2 separate regions of the Homo sapiens genome follow, and region 2 is linked to region 1. The links are chromatin loops, found by intact Hi-C in ENCODE. Cell type or tissue: mammary epithelial cell. All regions are shown on one strand.

Region 1 (2,500 bases):
AACTTTTCTCCAAGTACACGTCTTAGAATCCTTTGCTGTGAATTTAAAATGCTTCAGCTATCACTTAGAAAAGATTTAATAAAGCTACTGTCAATTGGAAACTAGTACCATTTGATCGGACATGCAGCTATACCACAGTATGACACACACATATTTATCACCAAGAGAAAAGTGGCTTTTTAAAAATGTGTTAGCTATAAGAAAAGATAACCAGCTTTCTGGGAGCTCTAAATATATACATATCTAGGGAATGATTTAACTATTTAATCACAGATGTCTAATTTTAAGAGGCAACTCACTTGCCAAATTATAGTAATAGTGCTTCACCAGTGTGGTTAGCTCTTGGTGGGGGAGGATAAGGGTGGAATTTACAAGGTGAAGCAGGGGTTTTTTTGATTGCTTGCTTTTTTTTCTCTTTAAATAAGTTAAGGCCAATCCCATCTATGAAGTATATTTTGGCACTGCCTACAAACCAGAGCATACATACTGAAGTGGGGGAAAAGACCGTTTATATAGGTTTGGCTAAGTCTTACCCTCAATGTAAAATAAAGCATTTGTAGAACACACAAACTTACATTTCATAAACCACTAAAACTAACTGTTCATAACTCTACTTTTATGAATAAGACTAACAATTAAAGTGAGGCAAGGGTTTAGTGTGGTCACTTTCAATGCCAAAATACAAAAGATTATCTTTTATAAATCTTTACATTTAGATGAGAAAAGGTAAATTTTTAATTCTCAAAGGTATCTATTCTCCACATCTTAGTACTAAAGTTAAGGTGGTCTTTTGCCCCTTGTTTTAAATTTAATCTAGGTAATACAAATAGGAAAATCTGTAAATAAAATTTTATTAAAGGTTATTCTGTAAATTAGTGTCAACCACTAAACAATACTATACAGTTTTAAGTTTATTAAAAACACAAAGAATAGAATATGTAGAATATATAACACCATAGAATATTAACCAATAATGCATTTTCAGTTTAAAAATAAAAGGAAAAGAAAAGAAATAGGTTCAAACTAGAAATGTTGAGTTATATAATTCTGTTATCTAACAATTAAGATGACAACTAAGCCCCAAGGGTGAGTGATAGGACTGTAACCAAGGTACTTCTGCTCAAGTCCTAGTCACACTGCAAACAAACAAAACAAAAATAATAATAAACAAAAACTCCCATACATTCTGGCTAAAGACCATTTATTTGAGGTATGAGAAAGAGTTTAAAGGGAGGGAAAGACTATTAAAAGTTAAGCCTGCCACCTGCTGTTGGAAGGCCTGCTTTGAACTGGGATAAAGACCATTTCTTGAAATGTTAACCTAGAATTTGAAGAGCTTACACTCCACACGGTTAGAACAGGGGCAACCTATACACCAAACCAAGAAGTAAAGAAACCCATTGATGTTTAAAGCTACACTGAGAGAGATAAAAGTCACATTCGCATCAAAGTTCTACTGGAAATGAAAGAAATGCTGCTTCGTGCGTCATTCTACTGAAGGAAGAGTAGAATTACTCTGTCTTTTAAACTGATTACCTGGACAATTCTATTTTGCCCCCAAAAAGCATCTCTGACTTTAGAAATTATCATTTTTAGAAAGAAATTTTGACCCTAGGGACTATATGTGGAAGTAAATGAAGAGAGATGAACGATTTCACAGCATTGCCAGAATGCTAACTTTACCAAGTCAAAATTGTCTAATTCACTGTTTTTAACACAAATGTGAAAGAATCTATGCTTCTTTGAGTAAAAGAACTTCCAGATGCTTTCCAGTTCCATGATTTTCTATAACCTCACAAAGTCTGGCCCCACATGTCCCCCTAAACCCCATCCATGATATTTCACATATTTTTGTTCATGCACCAGTAGTTTTCTGTAACTAAATAGGAATAGAGTCAAATTCTATCACAATCATGTTTAGGGATTTGACAGAGCATAAGCCAGTCCACTATTCTAATGAAGTCAGAGTTTACTTTAGAAGTGAACAAAAACTGCCACCCACAGTGTATATCTCATGTTAAGTGATTCTTAACATATACACAAACACAGACACAAAACCAAAGGGATACAATGAAACTTTGAGAGATGTTGAATACATCCATTACCTTGATTATGGTGATGGTATCACAGGTGTTTGCATATATCCAAACTCATGAAATTTTCCACATGAAATATGTGCAGTTCTTTATCAATTATACTTCAATAAAGCTGTTTTTTTTTTTAAAAAAAGCTGCCTCCCACACCGTTAAGAACAAAAAGTCCAATTAACTCTAACTGTAGGCCAGGGAAGAAATGCACCCATGTATACACAGTGCGCCACAGGGTGAAATTATGCTAGAGGAGAAATCAGCCTTTTAAATACAGGTGTCTAATTAAAGTATGTTCTTATGAACTTGGATTCCTTCTGTGTTATGTTATGTTAGAGCAACTGAGCCAGGGTATCACCATAACCGGGCACGTGGTTGAAACCCGTCCAGCTCTTGCATACCTGAGATCCTGT
Region 2 (2,500 bases), 150 kb before region 1:
ATAACACTCCCATGGATAAAAGGGTGCCACCTCACTACAGTTGGATGAGGGTGGAATTACACATTCTCCATGCATTCCCCATTGACCCCTGGGTAGAAGGGTCTTCTTGTTCTTCCTGGGCTAGGGTGGGGGGCCAGGAATGCAGGTGAGGAGAGGCCAGCAGGGGAGCAACTGAAGGCAGAGATGCTACCCTTCACTAGACCCTAATGCTTCCCAAGCAACCAGTGAAGTTCTTTATATGTAGTTACTTGAGACACTTTAAATATTCAACAATAAGACAGTGGACAATTAATTGTGGCATAGTCATGCAATTGAATGCCAAGCACGAATGACCATGAATGAATAATTGTTAAATGCATCAACATGGATGAATCTCAAGAACATAATGTGGCAAATAAAAAGGAAGCCACAGAAGAAAACACATATTGTGTTTCTAATCATATAAAGCTTGAAAACAGGCAAAACTAAGCAAAGTATTTTTTAGGGATACTTGAACAGGTGCAAATGAAAAAGTATAAAGAATAATAAGGGAATTATTAACAAAATTGAATAGTTGACTCTGGAAGAAAGAGTTGAGTACGATTGGAGAGAGGTACACAGAAGCCTTCAAAGGTACCACAAATGTTCTAGTTTATCAGTTCTCAAACTCATCTGTGTCAGAATCAGGTAGGAAATTTGATAAAAATTTAACAACCTGAGTTCTACTTCCAGGAATGTAAGCCTCTATAAGCCCTTCAGTTGATTCTGACAAAACCAAGTTTTAAGAACCACTGTTCTAGTTCTTGAGCTGGGTTGTTTCTAAATAGAAATTTGTTTGAAATTATTATCTAACTATATATGTGCTTTAAATGTACATATATATATGTATTTCATGTAAAATTTTATGTAGTTGTCTTAAAGGCCTGATTCATAGTTTCTAGGCAAAAATAGTTTCAGCAGTTCAAACCTCTTAACCATGACTGGACAGTCCTCAAGATACTTTAGGTGGCAGTCTCCATTCAGAAATTAGATTGTCCAGTCTTGCTTAATAGTCAAAACGTCAAACTTGAGTTAGCATTAAACTGTATTTCTTTTCTAGTTTATGCCTCCTTTAGGCAAAGACTGCCATAGAAAAGATGAAGTGTGGTTGACATGGTTGACTTCTTTTTTTACCTTCTCAAATCTCCCTCTACTAGCTGCTATACTCCAATCCACCATCATCAGCTGTCACAGTACTATTGCAATACTTTACTCTGGTCTATCTCCTTTCACTTTTGCTCTCGCCACAACCTTTACTCTATATAGCAACCTGAATAAACTTTGTTTATTTTATTTCAAACTAATTTTGGACTTAAAAAAAGTTGCAGAGATAGTTCAAGAGAATTCTCTTATACTCCTCACTCAGATTTTTCTAATGTTAGCATTTTACATAACCATAGTACACTTATCAAAACTGGGAAATTCACATTGGTACAACACTATTAACTAAACTACAAGTCTTATTTTTTCCACCATCCTTTTTCTGTTCCGAATCCTATCCAGGATCTCATATTGCATTTGATTGTTTTTCTACTTAGTCTCCTCCAATCTATAAAAGTTCTTCATTCTTTCCTTATCTTTCATGACCTTGACACATTTCAAGAATATTAGTTATTTTGTTAAATGTCCCTCAGTTTAGGTTTTTCTAATATTTTCTCATGATTGGGATGAAGCATTGTGATATGCCCTTATTTTAAAACTTTCTATGGCTTCCAATTCAATAAGAATAAAATCAAACATCATGTCCAAGTCTGGCATCATCTGATACTTAATTTTAGCTCATAGTTTACCTTAATGCACCCTGCTATGGCCACAGCAGGTGCTGTAGTTTGAATTTCCCAAGAAGTAGACTCTGAGATAGCATTTAACTTGCAGGGTGTTTATTAGGAAGTGCCCTTGGGAGCAACCTATGTGAAGGGAGGAGAAGAAAAGGGAGTGGGCACAGAGAGAAACAGAGCTGCAGGACTGGCCCAGTAATAGACTGATCCTATATGGAGCAGTGTGGCTAGAAATAGCCTTTCAGGGTTATCTTCCTTTGAAATGAGATGGCCAAGCCTTATACTCCCATGTAAATCCATCACTGGATGTGGTCTATCTTGAGAAAGAGGTAACCTTGGTAATATGGCTCTCTGCAGCTGAGGGAGCCCCTGAAGGTGGTAACACTGAAGGCTGCCTGCCCTTAGCACTCCCAGCAGCTGGGACAATAAGTCATTCAATAAAGGTGTATCTAGGTAGCACATCACAGTATTCCAACACACTTTCAGTTTAAGATTTTTTCTCTTTAGAAAATTTCATGTACTTGTATTTCTATCTGGTATACTTTCCCTTGGCATTTGCATGGGTAACTCATCTTTATCCTTCAGAAATCAGCTAAAATATCAGCGCCATGGTGAGACCATCCTGATTTCTTTCTCTTTACTTCAAGATTTATGATCACATATCTGTTATTGTTTTGCTGGCTCCCTATGAAGCCGAGAGTTCC

What was found. Hi-C counts contacts between places; a loop is a spot of excess contacts. Peaks named below come from ENCODE experiments on the same cell type or tissue, not always from the same donor. Only the 100,000 strongest peaks of a DNase experiment are listed, where the experiment ranks them.
Region 2: it touches region 1 in a loop (13-fold over the local background); 5 of 110 quality-filtered maps call a loop at or near these places.

The regions. Positions count from the first base shown.
Region 1 is chrX:45,748,285-45,750,784 of GRCh38, forward strand. MIR222HG (miR222/221 cluster host gene) reads right to left here. Exons shown (of 2, transcript NR_170290.1): 2 at 1-2,500. Among named protein-coding and RNA genes, the nearest start is that of MIR222, 2.4 kb to the left of the region's middle. In mammary epithelial cell, a CTCF peak has its summit at 1,282 (motif pointing left); no DNase peak of the experiment used is centred here; H3K27ac peaks cover 2,500 bases.
Region 2 is chrX:45,595,392-45,597,891 of GRCh38, forward strand. No RefSeq gene overlaps it. Among named protein-coding and RNA genes, the nearest start is that of LINC01204, 91 kb to the left of the region's middle. In mammary epithelial cell, a CTCF peak has its summit at 986; no DNase peak of the experiment used is centred here.